Linked DNA regions of Homo sapiens: region 2 is linked to region 1. Evidence: read pairs that join two places in POLR2A ChIA-PET (ENCODE). Cell type or tissue: PC-9. All regions are shown on one strand. Links, peaks and the distances in the headings refer to the core of each region. The heading gives the core; the rest is flanking DNA.

Evidence for each region. ChIA-PET counts read pairs that join two places held together with the same protein. Peaks named below come from ENCODE experiments on the same cell type or tissue, not always from the same donor. Only the 100,000 strongest peaks of a DNase experiment are listed, where the experiment ranks them.
Region 2: POLR2A ChIA-PET joins it to region 1 with 7 read pairs; 5 of 35 experiments call an interaction of 5 or more read pairs at or near these places.

The regions. Positions count from the first base shown.
Region 1 is chr1:180,163,421-180,173,425 of GRCh38, reverse strand. It overlaps QSOX1 (quiescin sulfhydryl oxidase 1), which reads right to left. Exons shown (of 12, transcript NM_002826.5): 2 at 6,835-6,935. Among named protein-coding and RNA genes, the nearest start is that of QSOX1, 14 kb to the right of the region's middle. RefSeq lists enhancers at 5,087-5,744, 5,745-6,400, 6,401-7,058, 7,059-7,716. In PC-9, for the core only: CTCF peaks have their summits at 4,286, 4,495 and 5,274; DNase peaks (open chromatin) are centred at 2,705, 3,473, 4,395 and 5,195; H3K27ac peaks cover 4,711 bases.
Region 2 is chr1:179,923,903-179,933,907 of GRCh38, reverse strand. LOC101928933 (a long non-coding RNA gene) reads left to right here. Exons shown (of 4, transcript XR_241158.4): 3 at 7,012-7,113; 4 at 7,241-7,737. Among named protein-coding and RNA genes, the nearest start is that of CEP350, 26 kb to the left of the region's middle. In PC-9, for the core only: no CTCF peak of the experiment used is centred there; DNase peaks (open chromatin) are centred at 2,777 and 7,257.

The DNA of each region.
Region 1 (10,005 bases), core at 2,252-7,251:
TAAAATTATGTTATCCTAATACTTAAGAAAATGATCATAAATTTCCTTGATTAGGAGATCGTATTGATAATGTAAGTTACGGCATTTATGGACTGACACTTTTTCATGAACAAAATTGAAGATACATCTATTTGGGGTTTGGTTTGCCGACAAATAATAAACCAGGTCAGGTGCAGTGGCTCGCACCTGTAATCCCAGCACTTTGGGAGACCTAGGAGGGAGGATCACTTGAACCCTGGAGTTCAAGACCACCCTAGGCAACACAGTGAGGCCCCATCTCTACAAAAAGTTAAAAATTAAAAATAAATAAAATTTAAAAACAAAAAAGAAACCCGAGGGTGATGTTGCGCTGCAGTTATTCATGGTGATGGTGCTCTTGTTTATTTACAGACAGGTTACACTTTGACTGGTTTCTACATATATGAGAACAACACTGACATCATGAAGCCTTGAGATGGGTGGCTTTCCCACAGCTACAGCTGTTATTTTCACCTCTGAAAAGTAATATGGTCATTTTTTTGTCATCAACCATCAGGTCACCCACATCTGAGCAGGTGCCCATATTAAAAGAGGCTTGCATTACTTCTACCAAAAGGCAGCCTCTCCAGGACGGGTGCAGTGGCTCATGCCGGTAATCCCAGCACTTTGGGAGGCCGAGGTGGGCGGATCACTTGAGGTCAGGAGTTTGAGACCAGCCTGGCCAACAGGGTAAAACCCCGTCTCTACTAAAAATATAAAAATTAGCCAAATTTGGTGACATGCACCTGTATCCCAACTACTCAGGAGACTGAGGCAGGAGAATTGCTTGAACCTGGGAGGTGGAGGTTACAGTGAGCCGAGATCATGCCACTGCACTCCAGCCTGGGCGACAGAGAGAGACTCTGTCTCAAAAAATAAAAAAATTTTAAAAAGGCAACCCCTCAAGATCCCTGCAGCCACAAGCAGCTTGGAGTCTGACCAGGAACCTCGGTCAGCCAGAGTGGCCCAGGGGGATGCAGGGACCCCAAGAGCCTCTCCCCAGGATGCAGGCTGAAGGGAAGGCCCTGCTGCACCTCAGCTGTTCCCTTCTGTCCTCAGAAGCTTCGCACCCACCTCCCAGGCCAATGTCTCCTCCGAGTTCTGGCTCCCACGCCTCACGCTCTTCAGGAACTTCTTCCTAGCCATCTCTCATCATTCCTCTTTTCTACTACAGCCGCCCAACTAGGCCTACAGATAGATTCGAATCCTTCTAGTCTAACCCTTAAAAAAGGAAAGGATGGGAAGGGAAGGAGGATGGGGATGAAGAGAGGCCCTCCTTCCTTCTCGAGTAACCGCATTTCCTTCCCGTGTCCCCATGCTGCCAATGTTCCTGGAACAGCGTCTGCCCTTGCTCCTCAGACTGCTCTCTGGCCATCCCCACAACCCTCAGTTGAAGCCGTTCTAGGGAAGCTCCTTGGTGACCTTCTCTTCAGCCACTCCAGTGATCTCTCCCCGCCCTCCTGGCCTCTCTCTGGTACAGATGTTATTACTGCCTGCTTTGTCTTCCCATGGCGAGCATTTGTCAACTTTCGTGCCACATTTTGTGGTTGCTCTCCTTTGTTGCTTTCACGTTGCCACCCTCCCCTGGTTGGCTTGACACTGACCAGCCTTACTTGGCCCCCTTGCCCTGGTCCTAGCTTCACTTTCGACTGCTCTCCTGTGCCCACTGTCCACCCCCATCTCCTACCCCGGTCTCTCCTACAGACACATGTCAGGTCCTGACACTCTTCTGTTTAAAAAGCTGTTGAAGGCACTGTCACAAAGAAGTTGCTCAATCTTGCTTCTAAATGATGAGTGGATAAAGGGATCAATGAACAAACCTATCATTTCTCCCTTGCCAAAGCCAATGACTTTGTCCAAATGATTTGCCATCTGAACCCTCTGCATCTCAGACCTCACCTGTCCTAGACTCCTGGTTCTTCCTGATGGCCTCCACTCAGGTGTCTGGATACTGCCCCTCCCCCACCATCCCCAAGACTGAATCACCCCTCTCTCAACCTGCTTTGCCACTTGTGTTTACCTCACCCAGCAACCAGTCCCCCTCCCTGCCACCCACACCATCCCCCTCTTCAAAAACCCGTCATCCAGTTAGCTGACAAGTCCTATGAATTTGACCTCCGTGTTACCTCTTCAAAAGTCCTCTCCTTCTCCACCTGCCTTGTCTAGACCAGGCCCGACAGATGATGACGTATTTTTGGGTCACTGCATCAGTCCCCACCTTTCATGCTCTCAGAAGTTTTAGTATGCTCAATCTTTTCATACTCCAGCTATCTTCCTCACTGCTACTAAGGTTAGTTTTCTAAGGCACAGTTCTGGTCTGAACATTTTGCTCCTCCTCAAATCTCTTCCATGACTCCCCACTGTCAATGAATAATGTCCAAACTCACTGCATTCAAGGCCTTCCAGGCTCCAAACCCAAACTCACCTCACATTGCCCTCCACTCCCGCCACTCCAGCTGCAATGAACTTCAACCTGAATCCACCACTCACCCATGCACCCACCTCTGACCAGGAAGCAGGACGACATTTTATTTATCTCTGCAAGCTCCACAGTGTCTGGCATCTCTCAATAGACATCTGTTCAGCTGAACAGAGAATCTCTGCCCTTTGACCATGCTGGAAGCCCATGCGGAAATCAAGTCAGGGCACATTTTTGTCCTCTGATTAAAATGTATCCTTATTAAGTCAACCACTGGGGCGTGTGCCCTGCCCAAGGGAAACCACCACAGCTCCCTGGAAGCAGGCAATTAAGACTCTGGGAGTGTGTTGCTTTTCTCCAGGAGCAGTCAGCACCCAGCCCTTTTCTTTCATCACTTTACACAGGAGCTACTGGAAGACCTCTAGCTGCTCCCTAATGGCAGAAAACCAGGCAACACCAGGCTGGTCTTCACGAAACTATGGAGTGACTGCTATCTTGGGGCCAAAAGAGCTCAAGAGAAAGCACACTTCCCAGGGGTGACACCGATGGCATTCAATTCCAGCTTTTATAACGTTTTAAGGAAAATGGTCCAGCCTCCAGATATTTTTATGGTAAGCCCATGAGGATCCATTACCTTAACCACTTCCAACACCGTGGATTATCCATGGAGAAGACCTCAAAAACAGCAGCTGACTGCTGAGAAAGGGGCCCACCTCCTTTTTCCAGAGAGAGACAGGAGACATCCTGGAGTCCTGTCTTCCTCCCTGACATCTCACCTTCTAGCAAAAGCCACAGAAGGTAACAGCCCAGACTCTGTACCCTCACAGGGCGTCCCTGCTTCCAAACCTGCATTCAAGGACCTGCCATTTCTGGGCTCCCTCCTCCCCCAGCTCTGCCTCATCCCTCAACATGAGCCTCTGCCCAGCTGGACGAGTCTCCTCAACACGCCACCTCGCCCTGCCCACAGAGGGCCTTGGCTCTCACCTTCTCGCCTGCCTATAAGGCCCGCCCACATTCCTCCTCTCTCCCAGCCAAACCCCATCTGTCCTTCAACACCAAGTAGAAGTCCCCTCCTACACACACTCCTCTCTGACCAGTGAAAGAGCTCCGTGAGCCCAGCAAACTCCTGTGGCATACCCTGGGTACCTATCCCTGGCCGCCTCTCACTGGCCATGGGCTCTGGGGATCTCACGCTCCTGGCCACGCCTGCAGTGGTGAGTGCGGTGCTGGGCACCCAGCAAGTAGGCCCGCAGTGGCTGCTGACAGATGGATGGACTGCCACACAGTCCAGCAGCAGCCACACACCAGCTACCAGCAGCCCCACGGGTGGCCCAGGAGTGAGATGGGACAACGGGAAGGAAGCAAACTAACTTTTACTGAAGTCCAAATCACACTAGCATGGTGGCACTTGCATATGGGAGACCTCACTTCACACTTGGCAACGGTCCTCTTAGGTGGATGTTATCATCCCATGTTTACAGACAAGGAAACTGGGGCCCACGGCTGGGGCACTGATAAGTGACTTTCCAAGCCACACACAGTAAGCAGAGAGGCCTGGATTTGAAACCACATCACTGATCTCCTCAGAGCCTCGAAGAGAGAAGACCTGCCCTTCCCCACCCCTATGCTGCTGTGCTGTGTACCCCTTGCTCCGGCCAGGCCTTCGGCCATAAAAAGTCCCATTCTATTCCCACTGAAGGGCACTCCTGAGGCCCACGGAGAAGCCCCTTGACCCGGAAGTTCCAGCCTCTAGGTTGCCAAGCTCCAGCCAGAACCTGCAGCCAACCAGCCCCTCCCTCTCCCACGCCTTTGTTTCCTTCCAGCTGGGCTCTGGCTCCAACCTGATGGGGACCTGACACAGCTGGCCCGCCCTTCAGGGCCCAGGTGTTTGCTAAACAGGCTGGGCTGGTAGAAGCTCACTGTTTGCTCATAGTGACAAGGGGCTGGAGACAGAAGAAAAGGACAGTCACACATGCCACTCAGGGAGGCCAGACTTGTGTGTGGGCCTGTCCCCATCATACCAAAAGCACTCTCTCCTCCCCCTGCTTCGCATGGGCCCTCGCTTTTCAGCTCTTCATGGACAGAGTGCAAGGACAGGCTCCAGCCCCCAGAGGGCAGCAGGCAGGGCAACAGGGCTATGTCTCTGGCCCACCAGCAGTCTCCAGGTCAGCCTCTGCCAAGGGCACACAGGTTCTTCATGGCCCCGAATCTCTGGATATTGGAATCTGTTTGAGTAGTGTTTTCCAAACACTAGAAACAACCTTGTAATGAGCTGTCAAATCAATGTATTTAATCACAGCCGGATTTAAAAAAAAAAATAGAACAGAAAATATCACAGTTTAACTGCACTTAGTAAGAATCTTGTTTTATGAAACTTCTGGTTTAATGATAATAGATACATACCAACTTTGGGATCACAATGTAAAAATGTGTATTGCTTACAGTTGGTCACAGTAAGAAACTATTTGAGAGCCGCTGCATAGGACCTCAGAGCAGAGACCTGCCAGCTCAAGCCACTTGGCCTATGGACTGGGCACTGGGTGCCTCCCCCTGGCCAAAACTGAGCCACAGGTTCCTCAGGAGAGGCAGGAAAGGCTTTGCCGGGGGAGGCCACCGTGTTGGTCTGTGGACAGATGACTACCAGACTGGCCCTGCCAGGTGCTGCCCGTCTGGAGGCAGGGGAGGGCTGAGGAGCCCAGCGAGGGCCCTCCCAGTGCCCCTCCCACAGCCAGCCAGGCAGTTCAGGAGATGGTGACTCACCTGAGGCATCCAGGCTGCGTGCGCTGCGTGACATGGGGTGGCGCTGAGGAGCCTCTGACCTCCTGGGCCTAGGCCGCCTCCTTCATCCCTGCTGTGCCCAGCCTCTCCCAGGCAGAGTCAGAAAGCTCAGGTGTCAGGCCCTACAGAACTCCAATCGGTTGTCTTGCCCTGGCTGCTGTACCAGTGTCAACCCCTCCCCTGGGGGCTGGGCAGTGGCTGCACCCCTGCGGCTCATGCTCACTGGGAGAAAAATATCAGCCTGTGAATGATGGTTCCTTGTGCCACACTAACTTGCCCACAGCTTCCCACTCAGGGCCACTCACCCTGGTTCAGCCAAAGGAACAGAGTGCCCTGTTTGAATATTCTCAATTACACACCTTAGGGCCAAAGATAGCACCATGTCCCTGCCAGGAAGGCCTTTCATTTCAAAGGGATGATTGACATGCAGACTCTCTGCTGCCACTTTTCAATGACACGGCAGTAGCTGTTGGTTCGCTATCAGGAGACCAACCTGGTCTCAGCTAAACCTGGGGCCTGGGGGGCCCTGACCCTATGTGGTAACAGTTTAGGAAGGGACTTCTATTAGGTGTGGAAACCCTGAATCCAGTGGGGGTTGCACTGGGCTCGAGGAACAGAAAGGTCACATGGAGTTAGAGCTGGATGTTCCTGGTGGAGCCACGGCCTTACTTCCCGGATGGATGCTGCTGGGGTAATTAAGCTGAGTTCTGGCTCACAGTTCTGCTTGAAACTTGGCTGCCCCTACCCCCAGCTCAGAGGTATCTTGTTCCAGGGACAATGCTTGGCATTTCAGCTTTCAAAGGCATTTCCTAATAATCCTTAATGGCTACAGAAGAAACTGGTTTTCTAGATGCCATTCTGGTGGGAGGGTACATATTATTTATAGCTGGTGCTACAGAGACAGAGATTTGAATTTGGCTTCTCTAATCTGGAAGAAAACTAATTGGATTGGAGCCAGGCCTGAGCCCAGGGGAGGGCCCTCACCATAACTGCAGCAGCCTTGCTGCCCTGGGCTATCCAGGGCCTCCTATTTGAGAGCCTTGGAAGCTGTTCAGACGTTAATTAAGCTGTTGATGCCCTGCACTGGGCAGGCTGGCAGGTAAGGCATCATCAGAGATCTCGTGCCACTTTCCACCAGAGCGGGGGTGACAAAGCCCTCATGCCTTGGGTGTGATAACTCCCGTGCCGGGGATCCCTGCTGCCTGAGGCACTGACATTCTGACAGTGGGGTGAGGCTACCCTGACAGGTCCCTTCTTAGCTACCTGTGGTTCAAGGCATTTTTGCCTGAGGAGGCTGAGGCTTGCCAGAGTGTCTGGGGTCCCTTTGTGGGGGACCACTAGGCTTCTAGAGTCTGACCCTGCCCACAGGTGGGTCAGAGCCTGAATCCTGGTTTTATAGAGTTAGATCAGACCTCTTAAGGCTTGGAGGTCAAGAGGGAGAGCAATTGAAGAGGACCTTGGGAGGTGGGAGCTCTCACCAGCCCAAGTGATGATCACCTCCCAGCTCAAATCAGAGCAGCTGAAATCTGCCCATCCCGACACATCCCACATGGTCCCTTTCCCTTATAAAGGGAAACAAAGCAGGCCCAGCCTGCCTTCCCCTCCTGTCAGTCACACACCCTCACAGTCGGGAAGCCAGGGATGTTGAAGTCTCTGCAGACTGCACTGTTGGTCTCCTCAGCACAGTCCAGGGCGGCGAGATACAGGGCCGGCCTCCAGGCTGAAAGGACAAAAAACCCAGGGGTAAATAAGAGGGGCTGGTACCCCCTCTGCCCGCCCATCTCCCCTAATGCAATGCCTCACCCCTGCCAACCTCAAAGCACCTGATCCCAAAGCTCTTATGACAAAGGTCACACCTTCCTTGGAAAAGGACCTCTGAGATATTCCAGTTGGTCTGCATTTCTAGCGTCTCACAAAAGGGAACCTGTGTTTTGGATGATTAGCATAAGTCATACTGCCTCATAATGGTATCTGTTTCTCCATTACTAATCGGGGCCAGGGATGGGGGCTGAGAGATGTTGAAGGAGTTTGCCCTGCTCCTCGCCATCCCCCCAGCCCCCCACCCCCCAGGAAAAGCCCTGGTATTGCCTTTGTCCCTGGGGCTCTAAATGGGATCAGTTCCAGAGGGTGGAGAACATGCCTTAGGGGATCTGGAATTCCCCAGGGGACCCTTAGGGAAGTTTCCTGGGGCCAGAGATACTGGTAGTGGGCAGAGCTTGAGTGACTGGGGTAAAGGGTATCAGGAACTGGGTCCCCAGACAGAAACAGGAGCATCTGGAATCCAGGAACTGCGGGGAAAGAAGCCTTGAGGCCAGAGTCTGGCCCCTGCATCAGGCCCCGGGCCACAAGGCTGCTGGCCGCTGAAACATTGGCAGAGAGAATAATGGCACCATTCTGGGCCACAGCCCAGGAACTGAGAAGAAACAAGCTCATATACCAGGCAGCTCTCCTGAGCTCAGGTTCCAGGTCAGGTGCCCCGTGAGCATCCACCAAAGTTCCACCCACATGGAGGCTGCTCCAGCTGGAAGCCAAGGTGCGCACAGAGGAAGACACACAAGCCGTGAGAGGGCAGTGGCAGGGGCCAAATCATGTGGCACAGAACTCTCAAGTTTGGAGAGGTCGGCCCTGCAGACCAAGGCATGGGCTCAGCAGGAAAGGTGGAAACAGAGTTGAACCTAGACCGTCGGTCCAGTGGGCAGGGAACTGCCTGAGCAAGGTGGAGGAGGAGAGGACTGGCAGAAACCAGGCTGCCTGGAGAGGAGGGTTTTTGGGAGGCATGGGAGCCAGAATAGAAGGGAGCAAGAAGAGACCAGACTGGGAGTGTCTGCCTGGACAGCTCAGGATGACGTCCATGGCAGCTGGACCCACATGCGTCTCTGAAGCAGATGAGAGGAGGAGGAGGCCTGCCTGGTGGCAGGCACAATTCCCATTTGAAGCTCATGCCCCAGGGGCAGGGAGTGGAATTTACACAGGCAGCCCACCCAGCACCCATTAAGTACAGAACACTAATATCTGAATAACATCCCTGATAGTCACAGTTTTAGCAGGACCTCTGACCCCACCTGATATGGTCTGGATCTTGTCCCCTCCAAATCTCATGTTGAAATGTGATCTCCAATGTTAGACGAGGTGAAAGGTATTAGATTAGGTAGTGAAAGGTATTAGATCTTGGGGGCAGATCCCTCATGAACAGCTCGGCACTGCCCCCTTGATAACGAGTGAGTTCTCACTCTGAGTTCTCATAAGATCTGATTGCTTAAAATAGGGTGGCACTTCCCAACCCCCTCCTGCTTCCTCTCCTGCTTTGCCTTCTGTCATGAGTAAAAGCTCCCTGAGGCCTCCCCAGAAGCTAAGCAGATGCTGTGTACAGCCTCCAGAACCCTGAGCCAATTAAACCTCTTTTCTTTATAAATTACCTAGCCTCAGGTACTTACTTTTATCAATGCAAAAACACCCTAATACTCCACCCTAGAACTTACTCCTTACGACGTCTCAGAAGAACACAATTTCAGAAGGTATCAGAGCTCCTAAGAACACGTTACGCCTGGGGAAGGAGTGTTACCCTCACCTCCACGAGACAGATGCAGGAAGAGCCTGGCACACCCTGACGCATCCCTGGAAAGAAGGCAACTAAGCTGGCCCTTCTTGGGGCTGATACAAGGGAGGGGGCTCTGCGAGCTGGGAGGAAGGCCTGTGGCCACACCACCCCCTTCTTTCCCCCACCTTTCTTGCTGGTAGTCTGCTTTTGGCATTGTAGCTTCTGGACTCCTCGAAGGAGGGAGGTGGGTGGGGGGTTGGGAAGAGGAAGTAGATGGAGGTATTTACCAGAGTCAGACGTCAAAAGTATTTAGCAGAGTGAGGTGAGCTACATCCTATGATGCCATTTCCCCAACCTCCTCAACACCCCCCCACCACACACTTTTTGGGGAGCCTTCTTGACTCCCTTAGCACACAAGGATAGCAACTTGAGCCTATCCAAGTATCTGCAAGCTGGGGTGCATCCTTTGGCTTTAAACCTCACCTGCAAGGCAGCCTGCACAAAGGCAGGTATGGTCAGGGCCTGTTGCATGCCAGGCCCAGGATGCAATCCCTCTGCCCCTACCAGGGGATTGCTGATCCCCACCTGCCTCCACATCCTGTCCACTCTCCTCTGAAGTCTCTTCCCTCACCCAAACCTCCATCTCTTCATGCCTGTCCTAGGTTGGCATGAACCCGTGATCTGGTTTTTTACTGACCTCACCTCCAACCTACCCTCCGTGTCCCATGAGCTAGTACAGGTTCTCATGGCAGGGCTTCCAGAGAAACATCAACATATTATTTCTCTCCTGGTGAGGTTCTAATGTGCTCCACCCCTCACTGCCCTCTCTAGCCACCAAATGATCTTTTCTTTCTGTGGATCTGATTATGTCAATCTCTATTCAACATTCTCTGGGGGCTCTAACTGACTTTAGAAGAAAATCTACAACCAGAAGGCAGTTCTTCATTTGGCCCCTGTCCACATATCCAGCCTCCTCTTACGGTTATTTTACGTTAAATTAAGTCATAGATATTCATAAAATATCATTTCTAAGTAAATTAAAATACTGAAACATTAATTGCTGAACATAAGTCTAAAGTATATATGCTTTGGCATCTTGTTTTTGTATGGCATAGAGAATATAATTGGGTCTGTAATAAGCATGAAAAGCTGAGGAAACATGTTTCTAGAAATTATGAAATGGTGAATGTTAATAGAAGACAGTTCACAATGCTTGCTAGTTTTCACTAGAAATTAAGATTACTAAGGAGTA
Region 2 (10,005 bases), core at 2,724-7,723, 240 kb after region 1:
AAACTCAATACTCCTTCAGATCCTCTAATGGCCAATGCAATATAATCAAGACCTGTATCCACAATGCATGACAGCCCCCAAATTGAAAAAAAGATAGGAAAACTGAAGAATGTTTTCATGACTCTAAAACCAGCTGTGATGGTTAACATTAATATTAGGTGTCAACTTGATTGAATTGAAAGATGCTTAGGTAGCTGGTAAAGTATTGTTTTTGAGTGTGTTTGTGAGGGTGTCGCCAGAGGAGACTGACATTTGAGTAGGTAGACTGGGAGAGGAAGACCCACCCTCAATGTAGGTGGGCACCATCCAGTTGGCTGCCAGCATGGCTAGAACAAAGCAGGTGGAAAAAAGTGGGATAAGCTGGCTTGCTGAGTCTTCTGGGTTTCATCTTTCTCCCATGATGGATGCTTCCCTCTGTTCCCCCTGCCCTTGGACATCAGACTTCAGGTTCTTTGGCCTTTGGATTCTTGGACTTACACCAGTGGTTTTCTGGTGGCTCTTGGACCTTTGGCCACAGACTGAAGGCTGCACTGTCAGCTTCTTTGCTTTTGAGGCTTTTGGACTCAGACTGAGCCACTACTGGCTTCTTTCTTCCCCAGCTTGCACACGGCCTGTAGTGGGACTTCGACTTGTGATTGTGTGAGCCAGTTCTTCCTAATAAACTCCCTTTCATACATCCTCTGGAGAACCATGAGTAATACACCAGCCTATAGCATGGGCTCCATAAGAGATCAGTCTTGCCAGGGGGCCTCCAAGATCAAATTTTAGATTATATTAATCACTTAACCCATTGGGGATAAAATGATAATATTATTGGAAACCCTCCCCAAAGGTTGCTTCTCAAGTTTAGCAAAGTTTAGCAAAGATCCCAAGTCTGTCCCAAATACAACCCTAGAAAACATATTCATAGTTCCATAGGGTGTTTTCCTTTAGCTTCAGGATCTTTTGAGATATGACAGATGGATTTTATCTAGCTACTACCATCTCAATGATATAAATTTGTTTTGGTTATGATTTATATGTTTTCCCACTGGGTGGAAGCCTTTCCCCATTGCAGACTAACAGCCTAAGCAGTAAGTTAAATCTTATTAGGAAAAAATAATCCCCATATGGGGTGTACCCTCAGAACTGTACAGTGACGAAGGCACTCATTTTGCTAGGCAGAATATAAAATCAATATGTAAAATTTTGCCTATTCTGCATTTCCACTGTGGCCACCACTGACAGTCCTCTTGATTAGTGGAACATACTGATGGAACAATTAAGACTCAATCGGCGCCAGGCACGGTGGCTCACGCCTGTAATCCCAGCACTTTGGGAGGTCGAGGCGGGCAGATCATGAGATCAGGAGATCGAGACCATCCTGGCTAACACAGTGAAACCCTGTCTCTACTAAAAATACAAAAAAAAAAAAAAAAAAGATTAGCCGGGCGTGGTGGCGGGCACCTGTGGTCCCAGCTACTCAGGAGGCTGAGGCAGGAGAATGGCGTGAACCGAGGAGGTGGAGCTTGCAGTGAGCCAAGATTGTGCCACTGCACTCCAGCCTGGGCGACAGAGCGAGACTCCGTCTCAAAAAAAAAAAAAAAGGACTCAATTGGCAAAATTAGTTGAATCTTTCAGTCTGTACTGGCCAAAAGTTTTGCCCTTGGTGCTGTTTAATCTTAGACCTACCCCTTTTGGAAAACATTGGTTATCCCCATTTGAGATAATTACTGGAAGACCCATGCACTTTATGAATCAAATCTAATCAAAGGTCACGTGCTCACCTACTGTAAGGAACTGGTCCAGGTGTTATAAAAAAATTTGTTTTTCAAGGCTAAGTCTCCTGAACGGACATCTCAATCTGATGGTTATCTGAAATTAAAATTTACCAGGAACCACTCTGCTGCTCAGTCTTGGAATAAGAAGCAGGCAACGTGAGAAGCTGACAGCTGGCCCAAGTGTCTGGCCCCTGCCTGTATAAGACTCCAAAATATTACTCACTCTTTATTACCCTTGTTCTAATTTTTATCCTAATTATAGAACTACTTTATCTGTCATTGAAAGTCTACAAGGACCACAACAACATGTGCCAATCCTTGTACTTCTGCCAAAATAAATTTCTTTTCTTTCTTTTTTTTTTTTTTTAGACAGAATCTCACTCTTTCGCCTAGGCTGGAGTGCAGTGGCATAATCACAGCTTACTGCAGCCTTGAACTGGGCTCCAGCAATCCTCCTGCCTCAGCTTCTTGAGGAGTTGAGACTACAGGTGCACACCACCACACCTGGCTAACTTTTAAACCTTTTGTAGAGACAGGGTCTCACTATGTTGCCCAGGCTGGTCTCAAACTCCTGAGCTCAATCTGCCTGCCTCGGCCTCCCAAAGTGCTGGGATTACAGGCGTTCACCATCATGCTCAACCTTTAAAATGGGTTTTCCTAAATAATTTAAACCTCACATGAATACCTTTTCAAACCTGGGAGAACTTATTTTTAAATCACCTCTTAAATTTTTCCCCCCAAAAAGCAACAATGGCTTACAACAAAAATATTTCACTGAATTGTTTACAGAAGATAATCCATTTTCTAAGTATATTAACAAAATTTACAATTTATTAATTTTAATAAAAATTCATACATGTCTTTTGGTATCTAGAAAGCTGACCTAGTGATTCAAACAGAAAAGATTAGATTCCTGAAATACACTTCTGATTCTATCACTGACTCATTGTGCAGGCTTAAGCAAGTTATCTAATCTCCTGGTATCTTAGTTTCTGCACCTATAAAATGGAGGTAATAATATTTGCTATAAGATAACATCAGCTATGCACTTGAAGAACCTCAGATGGAAGGCGCCAGAAATATGTTGCTATCTGCAGCATGACCTCATACTGTCTGAGAAATGGACCTTACCAGGCTTGTTGATTATCCCAGCACCTTACTTCCAAACTTCTCCTGTTCAACTTACTTTTTTACTTTATTCGTTTCTATTTACCGGGTACTCTTTATGTATTTTAATTTCATTGGCTGTTTTTATTGTTTTGAGGAGAATTGATACTTTGAAGAAACCATGAAACTAAAACTTTAATTTTTTTGTTTAAATTATTATGTTTAAAATTTGAAACAAATTTTTTAAAGCACTTAACTTTCCAATTATGGGAGATGGCTGTAGCTATGAGAGTTATATTAGCCTTATCCATTCATTCCTCTTGTTTACTTAGAGTTTATTTCACATTAATGTTAGCATGCACATATTTACATTACTCCCTGTATACTTTACAAAAGCTTTAAGGCAGATGTTGAGACTGCTATAAATTTGGATGTTTGTGTTCCTTTTCTGCAGGAACGAGATAACAGGTGATATAAGGGCAAAGGGTTCATTGCTTAGAGCTAAATCTAAGCTTAACCTATAGTCCAACCAGCTAATACATGTAGATCTCCTTTGGGCAAACTGCAAAGGTCAAAGGGCCACCTTGGGAATAACCAGATGACTTAAAAAAACAGAACTGCTGATTCAATAACAAAACTTAGAGGTAAAGCCAGAGATAGGAAGTTGGCTGCATTTTCTGAACACAAAAGTACTTCGTTCCCTCTCTCTGCCAACTTGCTTATTCAAGGCTAATGAAAATATTTCAGAGGAGCAAACCTTTGGTCTTTGGAACTTGCCTGTTAACAATAGAAAGCTTAATTCTTTGGAACTATTTCCAAAGGAAAAGATTTCATTGGAATTTGCTCACTCAGATCTTATATTTCAAGCAGCAAGTATTACACTACTCCAACACAGTTTGAGATGCCTGTTGAATGTTGGACAGATCATGGACTATAAGTGATTCTCTTTCAGAGGCTATATCAAGCAAAATATTCTGGGCTTTACATTATATTAAGCTATTACAAACTTTGCCAATTTTATAGAATCAGCATTGACAGAGACTTTAAATATCATCTAGTTCAATTTCCTTTTTTTTTTTTTTTTTTTTTTGAGACGGAGTCTCACTCTGTCGCCAGGCTGGAGTGCAGTGGCGTGATCTTGGCTCACTGCAACCTCTGCCTCCTGGGTTCAAGTGATTCTCCTGCCTCAGCCTCCTGAGTAGCTGGGACTGCAGGTGCGTGCCACCACGCCTGGCTAATTTTTTTTAACTTTAGTAGATATGGGGTTTCACCATGTTGGCCAGGCTGGTCTCGAACTCCTGACCTCGTGATCCGCCCGCCTCAGCCTACCAAAGTGCTGGGATTACAGGCGTGAGCCACCACGCCCTGCCCAACTTACTTTCAAATTAGGACATCAGAACCATAATAGGCCTTTGTTATTAGAGAGCATTCTACCTAACAGAGTTCCAAACATTATTGTCAGGTTTTTATCTCTATAAAGAGGTGTAAATTTCACTAGATAATCCGGTGATTCTATGGGCCAGGCAGTATGTTTCCTCAACATACATGCATTATGTGTTTTTTTTGTTAGTGTAAGTATGGACTTTATTTTTTTTAAAGTCTTTTGAGGACTACAAATTACAAAGTAAAAGCAGATCACTACATAGAAATCTAGTGAATACATTTTGCCTGTGCATGAAAACTTTATCAAAGTTATTCATTTAACAAATTCACCCCATTCACAATATTCAGCTATAATGTTCTTTTAAAGGTTACTATACCTTTATTTAAAATTATGTTACGTTATTCCCTCAAAATGAACTTTTAAACGACAAACTTTTGGCTCATAAGAATGGCACCTTCAAAAGGGATGACTTCCACTCAGTCTCTGGTGGCATTATTCCAGGCTAGTTTCTTTCACCAGTTAAAAACCTTCAAAATGTTCACTTTTAACACAGTCTTTCCATAAAAAATATGGCTACATTCCACCACCACCTCCCCAAGCATCGTATGCTTATATTATTTAATGCCATTTTTGCTCCTTAAGAAGTGGATACTGCCTGAGTATGGTGGCTCACGCCTGTAATTCCAGCACTTTGGGAGGCCGAGGCGGGTGGATCACTTGAGTCCAGGAGTTCTAGACCAGCCTGGGTGACACAGCGAATCCATCTCTACAAAAATTAGCTGGGTGTGGTGGTGTGTGCCTGTAGTCCCAGCTACTCAGAAGGTTGAGGTGGGAGGATTGCCTGAGCCCGGGAGGCGGAGGTTGCAGTGAGCCAAGATCATGCCACTGCACTCCAGCCTCAGTAACAGAGAAAGACCCCATCTCAAAAAAAAAAAAAAAAGTGGACATTATGATGGAATACAATGTAGAATTGTAGAATGATGGTTAAGAATGCAGATTCTGGAGTCAGACTGAGTTCAAATCCTAGCTCCATCAGTTACTAACAGTAGTTCTGGGTCTGTGTTTCCTCATTGGTAACAGAAAGATAGTAATAGCACCTACTTCAAATATTATGAAAATTAAATGATATAGTATATGTATGGTGCCTAGCATGGTGCCTGGCACATATTAAATGGTCAATAAACGTTACTGACTTAATTATTTACAGACTACACTAAGCTTACAGTGTGACATAGGTTGGGTTTTCTGAGAAGCAGACTCAGAGTACAAGGTATTTAGTAGGGAGTGCCTTGGTATCAACACCCATGGAAAGGAGGAAAAGGAAGGAGAGGGGAGAGGAAAAAGTCATGCTATAATACAGGCCCCATAGCTTCAGCCAACCCCATAGGGAAGCTCTGGAGTGCAAATGGCCCACCATAGTTGCACTGTGTGGGGCTGAGAAGGCCAAGCCTTTGTATCCCGTGTCATTAGAGTGCACCACTCTCCCCCTCCCCAACGTAGTCTTCAGCAAGGTGGTTTTCTGCAGCTGAGGCAAGCTGTGAAGTGGTTGAGAGTGAAGGCTGTCCACTGAACACACTCCCAGCAGATGGCAAAACAAATTACTCCTTGAAAGGAGATCCAGGTTGCACATCTCCGTGTTCAACACGGGATAGTCTGTGCAGCACTTGGAAAATATCAACAAATTATAGTTACTTCAAGAAAAGAAAGTGAGGTTGATTAAGTATGGGAGTAGGATGGTGAAGATGAATGGGAAGAATAAACCATGGAGAGAAAGAGCTATTTGCATGTGATCAAAAAGCTTTCTTGAAAAAAAATTAATTAAAAAATAAAAAAAAAACCTTTTAAATTTTATAACTAGAGATGGGGTCCCACTATGTTGCCCAGGCTGGTCTTAAACTCCTGGGCTTAAGTGATCCTCCCACCTCATCCTACCAACGTGCTGGGATTATAGGCATGAGCCACTGTACCCAGCCAGGAAAGCTTTCTTATTCTTTATAGTACCCCTGATTTGGGGCAAGGGTGGATTCTGATAACTGTAAGGCCTTTTGTTTAATAAACTTTGTGATGGGTTGGGGCTTGTAATGGAGGTATAAGATGGGAAGAAAGCCCAAGTTATTCGTATGACAAGGGTCACCTAAGAGGCTGGAAGTAGGAGCCATCACAGTTGATGCCACACAGGAAAAGGGGAGAGAACTGTTGGTGGTTAAGAATTTTGGTAAATGAGGCCGGGTGCGGTGGCTCACACCTGTAATCCCAGCACTTTGGGAGGCCAAGGCGGGTGGATCACCTGAGGTCAGGAGTTCGAGACCAGCCTGGCCAACATGGTGAAACCCCGTCTCTACTAGAGATACAAAAATCAGCCAGTGTGGTGGCCCAGGCCTCTAATCCCAGCTACTCGGGAGGCCCAGGCAGGAGACTTGCTTGAACCTGGGCGGCGGAGGTTGCAGTGAGCCGAGATCGCACTGCTGCACTCCAGCCTGGGTGCCAGAGCAAGACTCTGTCTCAATAAAAAAAAAAAAGATAGTAGTTACATTATTTTCCCCATTTTTAGACAAGGAAACTGAAGCATAAAGAGCATAAGTTGCTAGTGTCATTCAGTGAGAAAGGCATGGAGCTGGGATTTGGCCCTAGGCAGTCAAACTCCAGACCGTAGGGCCTGTACTCTTAATCATACTCTCCCTCATTACAGTAAGGATAAGGATGCTTCTGTTTTCTGTGGGATGTGTTTTTTGTGTACTATCAACAATTTTTCCTCTGTAGGAAATTGCCAGTGCTCTGGATGCAAATGGATTTTTCCTTAGGAATTCAGAGTTGCTGAGTTTTGCATCAAGACTGAAAGAGGCCAAAAAGAGAAGCTGTGTGGTAAGCAGGGGCAGTTAACCAATCCCTGGGGTACATGTAAGCATTTTGAAAAAGATTAACTGTGAGTCAACATTGCAGTAAATTTAGTTATAAAATCATGATTATGTATGCAAATATGTGTCAACAGGTAGGACTGTGTGATGACTCATCCTACTCAAAATTCTCTAGACTCGGTTTGTGCAATATTGGATTCTACAATGCTGAGCAAGGGAAGAAAAGTGTTTAAAGGAGAGCCACAAATAAGAATATATAGGTTGAATATAAACTTTATAGAGCCTGAATAGATTGGAATGGAATAGATGGAGGCTTCACACTCCTTCCCACATGCATTGTCCTATGCATCTCTTCATCTGGTGTTCATCGGTATCCTTTGTAATATCCTTTATAATAAGCTAGTAAATGTGAGTACAGTCATGTGTCACTTAATGAAGGAGATACATTTTGAGAACTGTGTTGTCACCAGGCGTGGTGGCTCTTGCCTGTAATCTCAACACTTTGGCAGGCTGTGGTGAGAGACTTGCTTGAGCCCAGGAGTTTGAGACCAGCCTAGGCAAAATAGTGAGACTCCATCTCTATAATAAATAAATAAAAATAAAAAAGACGATTGCACTGTTAGGCAATTTTGTTATTGTGCAAACATCTTAAGAGTGTCCTTCCACATAGCTAGAGGGTATAGCCTACTACACACATAGGCTATATGGTATATCCTGTTGTCTAGGCTGCAAGCCTGTACAGCATGTTCCTGTACTGAATACTGTAGGGAATTGTAACACAATGGCAAGTGCAGTTAACAATGGAACAACTAGAGGATTAGGGGTTTGACACCCACACAGTCAAAAATCCATGTATAACTTTTGACTTCCCCAAAACTTTACTAATAGCCTCCTGCTAACTGGAAGACTTACCAGTAACATAAACAGTTGATTAACACATTTATTATATACTGTCTTCTTATAATAAAGCTAGAGAAAGTAAAATATTAAGAAAATCCTAAGGAAAACATATTTACCGTACTGTACTGTAATTATCAATACTGTAAATTTAGGGTTAGTTAAATGCCCCTCCATTTCCAAAATGAGTCAGCTGTCTGAAATGGCAGGCAACTGCAGCTACAGACCTCAATCAAAGTACTTATCAAGCAATTCAACTTTTTCTCGTAGTGTCATTTTTTTCTCTGCTTCTTGGGAGCATTTCTAGCATCACTGGTGGCACTTTGTATGGGGCTCATGGTGTTATTCAAGGTTTAGGGTATTGCATTAAACATGATGAAAAACGCGAGAAGTGTGAGAGATCACTTTTTACTGCAATACGCAATTTACTAGAGCCAAGAACTGCTTGTGTGGAGATGATTAGCTCACAGGGTGTTTTATGTGGATACTCTCAACCCTTGAGTTCTGCTGTAATAGCAACAGGAGGTGGTTACAAACTTATTTCAGTGGAACAGTAGGTACTACAGTTAATTTTACGCAGTTGTTTGTTTTAATTAGTTAATTAGACAATTTTTGTTCTTTCCATAGCTTTAGTGGTACAAGTGGTTTTTTGTTACATGGAAGAATTGTATCCTGGTGAAATCTGGACTTTTAGTATAGCCATCACCTGAAGAGCACACATTGTACCCACTAGCTAATTTTTCATCAGTTACGGTTTAACAGTGCATTTTTAGATTTTTAAATATTTATCTAGACTGCAAATGGTACAATGTATGGTGTGTGTTTGTGTGTATAGGTTTTGATAAATTTTAACTTTTTTAAATAGATTTATGTATGGTAGTAAATGATAGACTAGTATCTACATGTATTTTATGTACTCTTCACATACCTTTATTTTTTTTGATATTTCTAGTCTATGAGGTTCATCTGGTTTTTCAAATTGTTGCAAATCTCCAAAAAATTTTCCAATACATTTATTGAAAAAAAATCCATGTATAAATGGACCCACACAGTTCAAACCCAAGTTGTTCAAGGATTGACTATTTGTCTATCTAAACATACCTAAACATAGAAAAGGTACAGTAAAAATACAGTATTATAATCTTATGGGATCACCATTGTCTATGCAGGCTGACATTGAAATGTCATTATGTACAGCATGACTGTATAGTGTTTCCGAGTTCTGTGAGCCTCTCTAGCAAACTAATGGAGCTCAAGAAGGGGTTATGGGAACCCTAACTTATAGCTAGTTGGTTAGGACCCTTGGTCACCATCTGGGGCTTCTGATTGTCATCTGAAGTGGGAGCCATCTTGTGGCACTGAGCCTTCAACCTATGGTATCTGATGCTATCTCCAGGTAGTGTAAGAAGTGAATTGAATTAGAGGACACCCAGCTGGTGTCTGCTGCAAAATTGCTTATTTGCTTAATGCGTGGGGAACCCCCCTCCACACACATCTGGAGTCAGAAGGGTGTTGTGAGATTAAAGTGGGAGAAACTGAATTTGTTTATTCCTATATTCAGAATGGGGTCCTTGAGAACATCATAGTGGTAAGCATAGATGTTCTAAAGTCAGACTGCCTGGGTTCATCTCTCTGCTCCACCACTTCGAGAGTTACTTTAGCTCACTGTGCTTCAGTTTCCTATTAAGTTGGGATAATAATACCATCTCATAGAGTAACTTAAGAATTAAATCAGTTAATATACATAAAGCACTTGGAAGTGTTTGAAGCATTAATAAACACTCAATAGCTAATAAAAAATAGAAAAGGGTGAGGAACAACTTAATACATATTCAAATATATATTATAGATCTTTTCCATATTTGTTGTAGGGAAAATAAGAGGAAGTGTATTTAAGCTCTGAGAGATCTGGATTTTATCAAATTAAAAAAAAAGAGGGACTAGATAAAACATTTACCCATTAAGAAACATAATTAACTACTCAGGGTGAATATTTCTATAG